Regions from separate parts of the Homo sapiens genome. Here region 1 is linked to region 2. A link is an interaction called in ENCODE POLR2A ChIA-PET data of the cell type or tissue named here. Cell type or tissue: CD4-positive, alpha-beta T cell. All regions are shown on one strand.

Evidence for each region. ChIA-PET counts read pairs that join two places held together with the same protein. Peaks named below come from ENCODE experiments on the same cell type or tissue, not always from the same donor. Only the 100,000 strongest peaks of a DNase experiment are listed, where the experiment ranks them.
Region 1: POLR2A ChIA-PET joins it to region 2 with 19 read pairs; 3 of 35 experiments call an interaction of 5 or more read pairs at or near these places.

What each region holds. Positions count from the first base shown.
Region 1 is chr2:171,528,917-171,536,916 of GRCh38, forward strand. All of the region lies in intron 1 of CYBRD1 (cytochrome b reductase 1), which reads left to right. Among named protein-coding and RNA genes, the nearest start is that of CYBRD1, 10 kb to the left of the region's middle. In CD4-positive, alpha-beta T cell, a CTCF peak has its summit at 1,195; no DNase peak of the experiment used is centred here; H3K27me3 peaks cover 380 bases.
Region 2 is chr2:171,142,252-171,150,251 of GRCh38, forward strand. The region is part of intron 1 of TLK1 (tousled like kinase 1); the gene reads right to left. It overlaps LOC124906092, which reads right to left and starts at 1,254. Exons shown (of 1, transcript XM_047446755.1): 1 at 1-1,254. It also overlaps the pseudogene LOC124906168. In CD4-positive, alpha-beta T cell, no CTCF peak of the experiment used is centred here; no DNase peak of the experiment used is centred here; H3K27ac peaks cover 281 bases.

The DNA of each region.
Region 1 (8,000 bases), 390 kb after region 2:
TCTTATAGACTCTGAATTCAAAATACAGTATTATCTAAATTCTGATCACTGACTATTAATTTATTGTCTGTCTTCTCCTACTAGAATATAAACTCCCAGAAGGAAGGGATTTTGTCTGTTTTCTTCAATGCTGTATCCATAGCATTACCCAACACATAATAAACATTCAATGAATATTTACTAAATTGATGGAAGTTTGGCCAGTTCTTTAAACCAGAGGGTCACACCAACAAGGATTGGAGTACAAAGTAAATAGGTGAAGTAGATTTAGTATACAGCACCCACCAGGGTGTCTTTCTGGATTCAACTAAACATTCAGACACGAGAAACTGCTGCCAGGGGCGGTGGCTCATGCCTGTAATCCCAGCACTTTGGGAGGCCAAGGCAGGTGGATCACCTGAGGTCGGGAGTTCGAGACCAGCCTGACCAACATGGAGAAACCCCATCTCTACTAAAAATACAAAATTAGCCGGGCAGGGTGGTGCATACCTGTAATCCCAGCTACCCAGGAGGCTGAGGCAGGAGAATCGCTTGAACCCAGGAGACAGAGGTTGCGGTGAGCTGAGATCATGCCATTGCACTCCAGCCTGGGCAACAAGAGTGAAACTCTGTCTCAAAAAAAAAAAAAAAAAAAAAAAAGACATGAGAGACTATTAAGACCATACTGAACACCAGTCTACTCAGAAGGATGTAGGACAGAAGTCAGAGCTTGCTGGCAGGACAGTGGCTGGGCAGTGGCAGTGGGCATCCTTGCAGCAGCAGTCATCATAGCCCTCAGTAAGCTATCCTTTCCTCAGGTAACAGCTCAGGCACCAGGAGATGAGATCTGCACTGGTGAGATCAGAGCTTAAAGTCCCCTTGCCCCATAGGAACCACTGTCTTTTGTAGTACTCTGTATACCTACTTCTATGATCCCTGCAAGGGATAGGTAGTGGGTTGAACAGTGCCCCCCAAAAAGGTATGTCTAAATCCTAATCCCAGGTATCCATGAATGTGACCTTACTTGGAAATAGGATCTTTGCAGATGTTAACTATGGATCTCAAGATGAGGTCACCCTGGATTTAGACTGGGCTCTAAATCCTATGATTGGTGCCCTTATAAGAGAAAGGAGAAGGAGATTTGAGACAAAGACACACAGAGAAGAAGGCTATGTGAAGACAGGCAGAGATTGGAGTGATGTGGCCACAAGCCAAGGAAAATGGAGAATTGTTGGCTCCCCTAGAGGCCGAAGAGGGTATGGCATGGCTTCTCCCTCAGGACCATCCTGCTATTATAACACCTTGATTTTTAATTTCTGGCCTCCAGAACTGAGAGATAATAAATATGTTGTTTTAAGTTACTAGATTTCTGGTAATTTGTTATGGTAGCTCTAGGGGATTAATATAGGCTATAACAGTTATCACTGCACTCTGGGAAGCCCAAAGTATTGGCATCGTCATCAGGTATTTACAGATTTTTCATTGTTTCTCTCAGTCCAGACACAGTTTACCAATTGGGTCAGTTTTTATTATAACCAGCGTTGCCTAATAACTGGTGACAAACCACTTATCTGTTTACTAAGGCAGTTAATTAAAGGTCAAATCCTCATGCAGCAGAGTATAGGTGTACACTTGTGTGAGAGGTGGGAACTGTAGGGAACTAGAGAGTGCTCACTCCTGGCAAAACAGGAAGCTTCCACTTAGCCCCAGTGGATCGTGGCTACGTGAGGATGCCAGTTCAAGGTTGCCAGGGCTTCTCATTCTCCCGAGAGAATCCAGGTTTTTAAAAAATTGGTTCAAACAAAAAGTAAACCAGCCACAAAAACAAAACCTCCAAAACATTGGGCTGATCAAACAAAACAACATCTTTGGACCAAATTCCAGTCCATAGCTTCCAGTTTACAGGTGACTCCTGCTAGGGTTTTCTGACTTGACTTTGCAAGGTTTTAAATTTTTCCCTTAAAAGGTAGAACATTCTTCCTTTTTAAGAAAGATAGAGGGCCAGGCACAGTGGCTCATGCCTGTAATCCCAGGACTTTGGGAAGCCAAGTAGGGAGACAAGCCTGGGCAACATGGTGAAACCCCATCTCTACAAAAAAAAATACAAAAATTAGCCAGGCGTGCTGGTGTGTGTTGGTAAGTCCCAGCTACTCAGGAGGCTGAGGCTGGAAGATCACTTGAGCCTGGGAGGTTGAGGCTGCAGTGAGCCATGACCATGCCACTGCACTCCAGCCTGGGGACAGAACAAGACCCTGTCTCAAAAAAAAAAAAAAAAAAGAAAGACTAGAAATCTTTGTTATAACTTTTTTCTTTATATAGAGACTTCCTTAAAAGGTCAAAACAAGCTTTGAAATGACTATACAGACTTTGGCTGTACTTTTCTAAGTTTTTGTTGTTGTTCATTCAATTTCTTCATATTATCCTATCCATTTAATTAACATATTTATTAAGTACTTACTGTGTACCAGACACTGTGTAAAACAAGTAAGATACAGCTCGGTCTGCAAGCTGTTCCCATTTAATTTGGTTGGACACGAGTTATGGTTTCTTTCTTTTTGCTTGTTTGTTTTGATACAGGGTCTTGCTCTGTCAGCCAGGCTGGAGTGTAGTGGCGAAATCATGACTCACTGCAGCCTCGACCTCCCGGGCCCAAGTGATTCTTCCACCCCTCTCAAAGTGCTGGGATTACAGTTGTGAACCACCGCACCGTCCCAGCTCAAATTATGATGGGGTTTTTTGTTGTTTTGTTTAGAAATGTAGGTTATATTGATCCTTAAATATTTAGAGCTGGCTGGGACCTTAAGTTCTACCCTTCATTTTAGAGACCAAATGTCTGGCCAGGGTCAGACAACCAGGTAGTATCAAAGCCAGTACTCTTTCTAACCTGTCATAATATTGATATGAGGCACAAGAAAATATAGCTGATCTTTCTGAAAACACACAATTTCTGAATATTTTTAAATGTGTAGTCAATTAATTGAATTTTTTTCTTTTTCTACATGTATTTGGTACCAAGTAGCTGCCTTTGCGAGGATTTTAATCACTCAGAGATGTTTCTAGGGCTAAAAATATCTTCCAAATCATCTGAATCACTTCCTTCATTTTGACTTTCCAGAGATTTTCAGTTTCATGACATTCGTGCTGTGAGACAGTTTGAATGCACAGACATGTTTCAAAGCTCTGATTCTCTTTGACAGCCACTGCAGGAATCTTTTCAAGAAGTTTATTTAAAGAAGATTCTCTGCTTTTTCATTTAAACTTAAGGTCCTTTGGATAGAATCTGGTAAGCTCTTGCGTGCAGAGGGAAATGAGTTGTGGAGACTGATAATCCTGTTCTGAGCATTCTGCCAAGGAGAGTGAAATAATACTTTATTCAAAGAGGGAAGGGAAGTGTAATGAGCACACCATGTTTAAGTAGAATTCATAAGTGTTTTAAAATTCCAGTGTACTTCAAACTCAATAACTTACTCTTATTTTATTTTTGAATTCACTTCAAGTTGTTAAGTGGGTCCAAGTGCAGAATGCTTTTTACTTATTTGAAAGGGCCATTTGGTCTTCTATTAGCTAATACTTGCATCAGCAGTACAATTTTTCTTGAGTTTTTTGATTTGTGCATTTTATGGGCCTGGCATGGTGGCTTATGCCTGTAATTCTAGCACTTTGGGAGGCTGAGGCAGGAGAATCACTTGAGCCCAGGAGCTGGAGACCAGCCTGAACATCACGGCAAAACCCTGTCTCTACAAAAAAATACAAAAATTAGCCGGGCATGGTGGTGTGCACCTGTAATCCCAGCTATTTGGGAGGCTGAGGCAGGAGAATATCTTGAGCCCAGGAAGCAGAGGTTGCAGTGAGCCAAGATCATGCCACTGCACTCCAGCTTGGGCGACATAGTGAGACTCTGTCTCAAAAAAAAAGAAGACTAAAAAATAAGTATGTGAGGTGATGGATATGTTAATTAGCTTGATTTAACCATTTCACGATGTGTGTGTGTGTGTGTGTGTGTGTGTGTGTGTGTGTATGGAAACATGTTGTATAGCACAAATATATGCAATTTTTAATTGTCAAGTCTCTAAATTAAAAAAATAAATTTTAAAAAAAGTAAAAGAGGATTTGCTCATTTGCTGGCAATACTGAATGAACTACTGTGCTTTATTAGCAATTATTCCTGTGCTTTATTTAGAATTATTTGGGCCGGGCATGGTGGCTCACGCCTGTAATCCCAGCACTTTGGGAGGCCAAGGTGGGCAGATCACTTGAGGTCAGGAGTTCGAGACGAGCCTGGCCAACATGGTGATACTCTATCTCTACTAAAAATACAAAAATTAGCCGGGCATGGTAGTGCTGGTCTGTAATCCCAGCTACTCTGGAGGCTGAGGCATGAGAATTGCTTGAACCCGGGAATCCGAGGTTGCAGTGAGCCGAGATCCCGCCACTGCACTCTAGCCTGGGTGCAAAGAGAGAGACTCTGTCTCAGAAAACAAAAACAAAAACATACTTACTGAATTCCTACTATATGCCAAGCTCTATGCTAAATACTGGGATGTGACAGTGAACAAGATAGACATGTTCCCGCCTTCATGAATCACAAGATTTAAACACAGAAGAACTAGAGTCAAAATGTTTTCCATGTTTGGGGACATTTCTCTCCCTCTAAGCACTCTTCCCCTACCACACACACTTTGACAGATTCTAAATTTGCATTGCCTGCTCTAAGACAAACTTGTGTATATAAATAGTTTTGTAATGGTATATGGATGGAAAGCTGGTGTCAAACCAGAGATTACATTTTAGAGAGTATACATTTTCACATATTCCCAAGTTTTGGTTATGCAACAAGGAGCTGAGACATTTTCTTTTCTTTTCTTTCTTTCTTTCTTTTTTTTTTTTTTTTTGAGACAGAAACTCCAGCTCTGTTGCCCAGGTTGGAGTGCAGTGGCTCACTGGGACTACAGGTGTGAGCCACCATGCCCGGCTAATTTTTCTATTTTTTTATAGAGACAGGGTTTCACCACATTGGCCAGGATGGTCTTGAAATCCCGACCTTAAGAGATCCGCCTGTCTTGGCCTCCCAAAGTTCTGGGATTACAGGCGTGAGCCACCACACCCAGCCGACATTTTCTAATAATTAAACCCAAATTCAAGTTACTGTATTTTTCTCTTCATTGTCTTAAGATAATTATACACAGGTATTCACTTCTTCCTCCCTCCCTTTCTTTCTTTTTAAGTTTGTCATGCTAGCATGTTCCACCATCAATATCTTTTCTTTTAAAGGATTTAAAGTGTATTTCTCATCTATAATGTTTGTATTTCCCCTCATTTTCTGGGAGAAATGGAATGCCAACTACAGCCTCTAACAGCAAAGCCTTGTTTCCGTCACAAGTAGCTGTTTTATACCATTTCCCCTTCTTGTGGGCTTAGGGGACCTTTTTCTTCCTTCTCATTGAACCTCAGGAATGGTGTCTAGGTAAGTGCCAAGCCAAAGAAGCAAGAAATATTTAAATTCCGCTCTCCAGGCAGTTTTTATAACTGTTGAGAATAGATTCTTGTTTAGGAAATATGGCTTGGTTTGTTAAGATTGCCCTTTTCTCCCAAAGTCCACCATATTTCAGTTACTTATACATTTTAAAAAGCATGTAAACAGCTTATGCAAATGCAACATTTTGCATTTATCCTTCATTTATCCAGAGAGCATTTTGAAGCATATTGAGCTTTGCAGCAGAGCCTCTATGTAGCCAGGATAGATGCTGTGAAAACTCCATGTGCTAGAGGTCACCTGCCTCACTTCTGTGAGAGCCCCTCAAATCTCTGCGAGCCACCTATTGAGTAGGTAAGACTAATTGGCTAGTGGGTTTGCAGGCTTATGGAAATATTGTTTTAACTTTAAAACTGGAATGAGCTCTTTCAACCATAAGAAAAAACATAATAGATCCCTAAGTACCCACGACCCAGATTTAACAGATGTTAAGATTTTCAGCAACATAAAATTTTATAAGCTGTTAGCTGGGTGTAGTGGCACACACCTGTAATCCCAGTTACAGTGGAGGCTGAGATGGGAGGATGGCTTGAGCCCAGGAGGCAGAAGTTGCAGTGAGCCAAGATTGCGCCACTACACTCCAGCCTGGGTGACAGAGTGAGACCCTGTCTCAAAATAGATGAATGAATAAATAAAAATAAGACATTTTATAAGCTAAAACTTAGAGCTGGTGGGAACCAAGGATGAGACAAAGTGATGGAGGAGAGAGGTTGGAAGTAGGTGCCCTAACTCAAGCCAGAAACAAAACGAGATAGAAAAACTCTGAGAGAGACCCAGGGACTCTCAAACCATAATTGTATGGGCTCATTTGGATCAGAGGTGAGCACCTCTCCTGCTTCAGAAACCCCTAAGGGCTTCCCTTTAGAGTAACAGGATAATAATTGGTGTTTGATTGATGACCCCAAATGATCAATAAAAGACTGAATATATTCTATTCATTCTACTGCTGGACAGGGAAAGCTAGCGTGCAGCCAATTTGCGTAAATGTAAAAGGTTTTTAAAAATCAAGTTTTGACACTCAGAGGGGGCAAAGTTCAGTTTTACAGCAAATTTGACACATTTCTCTGTGATGCTTCATAGCATTAGAAAGAGTAAGAAGTCTTCACTGGGAACACGGTTGTCTTTGAATTTTTGGCTTTATTTATTTATTTTTGAGACAGAAAAGAGTAAGAAGTCTTCACTGGGAACACGGTTGTCTTTGAATTTTTGGCTTTATTTATTTATTTTTGAGACAGAGTCTTGCTCTGTTGTCCAGGCTGGAGTGCAGTGGCTCGATCTCAGCTCACTACAACCTCCACCTCCTGGGCTCAAGCAATCCTCCTGCCTCAGCCTGCTGAGTAGCTGGGACTATAGGCACACACTGCCAGGTGTGGTTTATTTTTGTATTTCTTTGTAGAGATGAGGTTTCACTGGGTTGCCCAAGCTGGTCTTGAACTCCTGGGCTCAAGCAGTCTACCCACTTTGACTTCCCAAAGTGCTGGGATTACAAGCATGAGCCGCTGTGCCTGGCCCCCACACTTTCTAAAAGTAAACTTTTTACTGAAGAACAACATACATGCATAAAAGTACCTAAATCGGAAGGGATGTGTGTTTATCACATGCACACATCCGGGTACCCAGAACAAGAAGCAATATTCTGTGCACATCAGAACCCCCCCAGCAACCCTTGTAACTCCTTTGAGTCATGATATCATGATAGTTACTCTTTTTTTTTTTTTTTTTTTGAGACAGTGTCTTGCTGTGTCACCCAGGCAGGGTGGAGTGCAATGGTGCGATCTCAGCTTACCTCAACCTCTGCCTCTCGGGTTCAAGCGATTCTCTTGCCTCGGTCTCCCCAAGTAGCTGGGATTATAAGCACATGCTACCATGCCCAGCTAATTTTTTGGGTTTTTTTGAGACAGAGTCTGGTTCTGTTGCCCAGGCTGGAGTGCAGTGGTATTATCTCTGCTCGCTGCAACCTCCGCCTCCCGGGTTCAAGCGATCCTCCTGCCTCAAGCCTCCCAAGCAGCTGGGATTACAGACATGCACCACCATGCCCAGCTGATTTTTGTGTTTTTAGTGGAGACGGGGTTTCACCATGTTGGCCAGGCTGGTCTCAAACTCCTGACTTCAAGTGACCCACCCGCCTTGGCCTCCCAAAGTGCTGGGATTACAGGCATGAGCCACCACGCCCAGCCTGTATTTTTAGCAGAGACAGAGTTTCACCATGTTGGCCATGCTAGTCTTGAACTCCTGACCTCAAATGATCTGCCTGCCTCAGCCTCCCAAAGTGCTGGGATTACAAGTGTGAGCTACTGCGCCCAGCCTACTCTTGACTTTTAATATCAGAGATGAGTTTTTATTTTGGGAATTTTTGATATAATATGATCCAGATTGGGGAGAAAATGCTACTGTGGTTCATTGTTCATAATTTGCTTTTCGAGTGTTGAAATCCTGAGTATTTTTTTTTTCTGTATGTAGATGTTCAAGTTCACTCATCTAAGACTCC
Region 2 (8,000 bases):
TTCAAACAGGATAAACAGAAATCATTTATTAGGAATATCAATTTAAACATATCAGCAAGTATATTAAATGTAAATGTACTACATGTTCCAATTAAAGAACAAACATGGTCAAACTAGTTTATTTAAACTAGTATATGCAACTTAAAAGATATGGCTAAAACGCGAAAGCTGAAAGAATGGAAAAAGCTGTAGCATGCAAACACCAAATGAAAGTTAGTGTATCTGCCTTAACACTAGATTAAAAACACTACAAGGTAAAATGCAATACTGAGATAAAGAGGGACACGTCACAATAATAAAAAGTTTGATTCACCAGGTAGATTTAAAAAAACCTTGACTTGTCAGCACTTTAACATAATCAAAATATATAAAACAAAAACTGACAAATTAAACAGAGAGACAAATGTTATAATCATTTGGGGATATTTTAACAAACCTTTGTCTGAATAGGAGCAAACAAATGCAAAAGCAGTAAAAATCTGAAACAGAAACAAACTTGATAGAACATATTACACCACATCTAACAACTGTAGTCTATAAATATTTTGTTGTTGTACACAAGGAATGTTTACCCAAAAAGACCATATGTTGAACCATAAAGCAAGTCTCAAATTTCCAAGAACTTAAGTCTTAGGGATTTAAATCTTACTAGAATGGAGTCAAATCAGAAATCAGGGCTGAGCATGGTGGCTCACACCTGTAATCCCAGCTACTCCGGAGGGATTCGCTTGAACCCAGAATCACTTGAACTCAGAGACAGAAGTTGCATTGAGCCAAGATCATGCCACTACTCCAGCCTGCGCGACAAATCGAGACTCCGTCTCTCAATAAATGAATGACTGAATGAAGGAATGAATGAATGAATGCACGAATGGACAAAGGGGTCAGTAGTGACAAACTTTACTGAAAGTAAGGAAATGATATCAAATGGTAAATGAATAGACAAGTAAGGTTAGTACAAAAACTATAAAATGTATTTTCCTTATCTCAGTTTCATCAAAAGATACATTTGGGAGGCCAAGGTGGGAGGATCACTTGAGGTCAGGAATTCAAGACCAGCCCAGTCAACACAGTGAAACCCCATCTCTACTAAAATACAAAAAGTTAGCTGGGTGTGGTGGCACATGCCTGTAATCCCCACCTACTCGGGAGGCTGAGGCATGAGAATTGTTTGAACCCAGGAGGCAGAGGTTGCAGTGAGCCAAGATCACACCACTGCACTCCAGACTGGGCAGAAGAGTGGGACTCTATCTCCAAAAAAAAAAAAAAAAAAAAAAAAAAAAAAAAAAAAAAAAAAAAAAAAAAAAAGGTGGGGGAGGTGGAATAGTAGAGCTATACAGGACTAAAGTTTCTATATATTGCAAGAATTAATGTAGCTATGAAGTAGACTCTGATAAGCTAAGATATATAAATGTAAACCCTACAGTAATCACTAGTAATTCAAATATAGTTTTAAAATGATTAAAGAAATTAAAATGTTACACTGGGAAATACTCATGTAATGCAAAAGACAGCAGTAGAGGAGGGAAAGAGGACAAAAGAGAAATGAGACCTATAGAAAACAAAACAAAGTGGCAGACAAATTTAACCCTATCAGTAACACTAAATGTGAATGGATTAAATAATACACTCAAGAGGCAGAAATTACCAGATTGGGTTTTAAAAGAATAAGATCCAATTAAACGCTGTCTACTTAAGACATATTTTAGATTCAAAAATACAAACGGGACAGGATAAGAGTAAATGGATGGGAAAAAACATACCATGCAAAAGAGCTGGCATGAATATACTAGTATCAGACAAACTTTTAAAAACTGGTGTTTTGAGAGGTCAAGAGAAACATTTTAAAACAATTAAGGGTCAATTTATTAGGAAGATATAAGAATTCTAATCACTTGCACTTTATGACAGAGCCCCAAATTACATGAAGCAAAACTGACAGAATTAAAGGGAGAAATAGACAAGCCAAGAACAATAGTTGGAAGAATTAAATGGCCCACTTTCAATAATGAATAGAACTAGGCAGAAGATCAATAAGGAAACAGAAAACAAACACTATAATCAACTAGATGGAAAAGACAGCTAGAGAACGTTCTGCCCAACAACACAATACACATTTTTCTAAAAAAGCACACATGGAACATTCTCCAGGATAGATGATCTATGCTAGACCATAAAACCAGCATCAACAAACTGAAAAGGATAAAAAGGATACAAAGTACGTTCTCTGATCACAATAGAATTAAATTAGAACTCAGTAACAGAAAAAAAATCGAGAAATTCACAAATATGCAGAAATTAACATATTCCTAAATAAATAATGGGTCAAATGAAATAAAAAGAAAAATTAGAAAATACTTGAGATGAATAAAAACAAAAAGGCAACATATCAAAACTTATGGAATGAACTAAATCAGTGCTTAGAGGGAAATTTACAGCTATAATGCCTATATTAAAAACAGAAAATATGGGAAAACATTTTTATGAACTTGAGATAAGAAAAGGCTTCTTAAATACCATAAAGAGAAGACAAAAGCAGGCCACAGAATAGGGGGAAAAAGTTTTAATAAAAAATAAGACTTCTCATCCAAAATACAAAAAGAATGCCTTCAAGTATGGTTTTTAAAAGACAAACACAACAGACAAATGAACAAAAGATTTGAACAAGCACTTCACAAAGGATAACGAAAAGGCCAATAAACTTTATGAAAAAGTGGTAAACATCCTTAGTCATCAGGGAAATGAAAAATTAAAACCACACAGATACCATCTTACAGCCAGGCACGGTGGCTCACACCTATAATCCCAGCACTTTAGGAAGCCAAGATGGGCAGATCACTTGAGGCCAGGAGTTCGAGACCAGCCTGGCCAACATGGTGAAACCCGTCTCTAACAAAAACACAAAAATTAGCCAGGCGTGGAGATGCACGCATGTAGTCCTAGCTACTGGAAAGGCTGAGGCAGGAGAATCGTTTGAATCCAAGAGGCAGAGGTTGCAGTGAGCCGAGATCGCACCACTGCGACAGAGCAAGACACAGACTACAAACAAACAAAAAAAGGCCGGGCACAGTGGTTCACACCTGTAATCCCAGCACTTTGGGAGGCCAAGGCGGGTGGATCACGAGGTCAGGAGTTCGAGGCCAGCCTGGTCAACATGGTGAAACCCTGTCTCTACTAAAAATACAAAAATTAGCTGGGCATGGTGGCGGGCACCTGTAATCCCGGCTACTCGGGAGGCTGAGGCAGGAGAATCATTTGAACCCGGGAAGCGGAGGCTGCAGTGAGCCGAGATTGTGCCATAGCACTCCAGACTGGGCAACAGGGTGAGACTCTGTCTCAAAAAAAAAAAAACAAAAAACAAATATAATGTATGAAGAGACAGGTATAAACATGTTCATAATACCATTATTAATATTTTGTCAAGTGGAAACAATCCAAATGTCAATCAACAAAGTATAAAATGTAGTACATTCACACAAAGTAATATTATAGTGCAATTAAAATTACAGTTTCAGAAAATAATGTGGATGAATCTTACAAATAATATGTGGGGCAAAAATATCTAGATACAAAATATATAATGCGTGGATCCATTTATATCAAACTCAAAAACAGGCATAACTAAATCAGAATAATGGTTACTTTGGGGAGCATGGAGAAGGTAGTGACTGATGGGGAAGGAGAGTGTTTGAAGTGCTGGCAATATTCTATTTCTTGTCTCAGTGGTCGTTACACAGGTCAGAGTTTATAATAACTTACTGAGCACTACTTTGTGTGCCTTTTCAGTATGTGTTATGCTTCAATATGAAAGATAAAATATATAAAATTTAGAAATAAAATCAGTTGAATCACACTAAAATTAGAGTACTTGAACTTCAGAAAGCAGTAACTTTTAAAGACTTATACTCATTAAAGTATCATAAAGAGCCAGTCATACTGAAGTGTGCCTGAAGTCCTAGCTATTTAGGAGGCAGAGGTGGGAAGATCACTTGAGCCCAGGAGTTCCAGGCTGCAGTGAGCTATGATTGCGCCACTATACTCCAGCCGGGACAACAGAGTGAGACTCTGTAAGAATGTGATTCTTTTGTAGTTCTTAAGTGTGATGACTGGGTGCTCACACACAAGAGGTGCCTCTCTCAAACCTTGTTATGACATCAGCATATGACCCATCTGATAAGAAAATAAATAAAATATAAAGAACAACTGGTATTGAATTCAATAAAAGCATAAAACTTTATACAATGGAAAATATTCAAATATATAAAAGAAAAAATATGACGGTGGAAATAGTTTCATCAAATGTAACAAGAATTAACATCACTACCATATATTCTCATGTCTAAGATACAGACGTCAAGAAAAATTGGCTTTGGGCTCTTGATAAAAATATTAAGTTCAATCTCACTACCAATCAAGACATATCAACTGAAACAAGATACCATTTTAACAGCAGTTAAACTGGAGGAAAACTGTGTAACTCCCTTCTGTAGGGAGTACTTTGTTCACAACCTCTGTGGCAGAAATACAATTTCCTTCCTTCCCACTTCTCCTTTTTAGAAAACTTTATTTCACAGCACTGGAAACAGTTGCTCAATGATCCACAAGAGAACAATGCTACTGTGATTCCTGAATTTCCGGTTTCTACCTCAGTAGGCCTCCTTAAGGCCTAACTGGGGTCTAAGGGATACCCAGCTCTATAACCTTCTACTACTAATAAATCTGTTTTGCTTAAGTTAATTTCTAGCAACCAAATGACCAATGAATATAACACCTTGATATAGCTTATCTCAGAAGCTGAAAACTGGCAATTCGGGTTGTTTTATCTAACCCACAAGGTGTTCTTCAAAAGTATAAATTAAATGTTAGAAATTATCCTTCCTCACTAGACTGTGACCAAGCTCCTAGAAAGCAAGGACTAACTTCATCATATTTATCTTTGTTTCCTCATTACTAGGCTTCAGGTCCAAAAATACTTGCTGAATGAACAAACTATGCCAATAAGTTTTCTATAAAACTCTATAGCTCTGACAACTGATTCATCTCAGAGAACAATAGACTAAAATCCCAGTTATTCCACTAAGAAAACAACAGTGACAACAGAGATTAAACGACATAAAAATACTCGCCCCCTTTGCCCAGTAAGCCAAATCTTTGAAATGTAAAAAACAAAAAGTAATTCACAGTTGTGATCATAGCACAGTACAGCCTTTCAACTTCTGGGCTCAAATGATCCTCCTGCCTCAGCCTCCCAAGTAGCTGGGACTACAGGCATGCTCCACTGCACCTGGCTTATGTTTTAACTATCACTATTATGTGTGGATATAATGATACTTTAGAATTTAAATGTTTTCCTCTCTGTTTATGTGGCAAAGAATAGGGACCAAATACTATCTGAATAAATGTTCCTTATAGCCACAGCATGCTTGACTTAGATGGTCTGTTTCTCCAGCCTGTTGAAGAACTGTAGCTCACAGATGTAGATTTCAAATGATATCCTAAATTGCTGCTTTCATCATCTTAGTGCCTGTAATTTTCTGTGGCTTTAGAATTGATCACATGTATGAGACGCAGTTATACCATTTAAGCATCAAGCACTAGATTTGGATTAGCAGTGTTTATACTTTGTATTGGTATGCAGTCATTCCTTTTTTTTTTTTGAGACAGAGTCTCACTCTGTCTCCCAGGCTGGAGTGCAATGGTGCAATCTCGGCTCACTGCAACATCCGCCTCCCAGGTTCAAGCGATTCTCCTGCCTCAGCCTCCCGAGTAGCTGGGATTTCAGGCGTGTGCCACCACGCCCGGCTAATTTTTTGTATTTTTACTTGAGATGGGGTTTCACCGTGTTAGCCTGGATGGTCTTGATCTCCTGACCTCATGATCCGCCCACCTCGGCCTCCCCAAGTGCTGCTATTACAGGCATGAGCCACCACACCCAGCAGCAGCTGCATACTGTAAAGCACTATATTGCAAATTTTGAAAGGGGCCTATATTGTGTTTTTTTGTGTGTTCTTATTAGTACCAAGGAGAAAGAGTGCTTTATGTGCACTAGGTGCCTAATAATGTGTGTATTACTATTAGTGGGAACATAGGCAGTGTGGTATAGGGATTAGAAGTGTGGACTTGGGTTGACATCCTTTTTTCAATCACTTCTCATCTGCGTGACTTTGGGCATGCTGTTTGTCATTGTTGCTCTTGGTGGTGTATTTTTTCTTTTGAGAGAAAGGCGAGACAAAAAACAAGCTAATATTATGGAGTCATTGCAAAGTAACTTTTAGGCAATGTTCCGTCATTTGTACATGTTTCCATATTGCACAGTTTTCCTACTTATTTTTTAAGTGAATGTATACAAGGCTGGGCACAGTGGCTCACACCTGGAATCCCAGCACTTTAGGAGGCCCAGAAGGGCAGATCACCTGAGGTCAGGCGTTCGAGACCAGCCTGGCCAACATGGTGACACCCCCTCTCTACCAAAAATACAAAAATTAGCTGGGCGTGGTGATGCATAGTAGTCCCAGCTACTCAGGAGGCTGAGATGTGAGAATCATTTGAACCCTGGAGGCAGAGGATGCAGTGAGCCGAGATCGTGCCACTACACTCCAGCCTGGGTAAGAGGGTGAGACTCTGTCTTAAAAAAAAAAAATATATATATATATATATATATGTGTGTGTGTGTGTGCGTGTGCGTGTGTGTGTATGTGCGATATATATATATATCACGTTGCTTTAGTTGATTTTGTTGATATGTATACCAAAACTTAATCTAGTTGTTGGTCTCATTTCTTGTCACTATATAATACTGTGGTAAATATTATGCAAATAGTCATTTTTCATCCTTTGAATTACTTTTCTTTTTTTTTTTTTTTTTTTTTTTTAACATTTCTAAGATTTTCCTTACTGGGAGTAAATAAATTGTATTTCTCTCTAGCCTGGACAACAGAGCAAGACCCTGTCTCTAAAAAAAAGGGTAGGGGCGGGCAGGGAGAAGCAGCAGCAGAAGAAGAAGAAAAGAAATTAAATAATCCATAGTGACTTGTTAAAGTGCCATGTATTTCTCATTCAATTTCACAACCTTGTGAAACCTTGTAGTTACTATTACTATCCCACCCTATCAAAAACAAAATCTACAGATAAGGCATTGAGAGGTTAAGTAACTTAGTATAATTAAGTGGCAAAACCCTTGAAACTATTATGTTATATTAACTTGTTATGTAATAATGTACTTTATACATGCTACCAACATCCAAAAGTATAATGCTGTCAACTAGGTCAGAGAAGTAGGAGACACTGGGAAGAAAAAGAAAGGAGGGGGAAGAGCTTGCAAAGGGGTGCCATTTATTAGCCTTTTGGTTTTGTTTTTTAAAACTATACAATAGACTGGGCACAATGGCTCAAGCCTGTAATCCCAACACTTTGGGAGGCAGAGGCAGGAGGACTGGTTGAGCCCAGGGGTTCAAGACCAGCCTGGGCAACATAGGGAGACCATGTCTCCACAAAAAGTTAAAAAATCAGCAGGATATGGTGGCGTGCACCTGTAGTCCCAGCTACTTGGGAGGCTGAGATGAAGAAGTATGCTTGAGCCCAGGAGTTGGAGGCTGCAGTGAGCCGTGATCATGTCACTGTGCTCCAGCCTGGGTGACAAAGTGAGACCTTGTCTCAAGAAAAAGGAAAAAGAAAAAGAAAGAAAGAAAGAACAAACGAACGAACGAAAGACTGTATAATAAAAATTTTTAAATGAAAATAAAAAATAGCCAGATAAAATATAATGAAACATTTGATAAACTGCATTAGATATTTGCTCAGTGTCAAGTCTGCAACCCTGTGATTAAGTGCAAGGCATGTGTTAATATTTAAGCCCAGTACAGTATTTCTAAGATGAGTTGAACCCTACCTGGTTCAAAAGTACATGCTCACCTCATGCCTGCTGTTGGTATATGAGCTAAGTACACGTATCCTTCAAAAAAATAATCTGGCAACATTTACCGAAAGCCCTAAAATTGTTT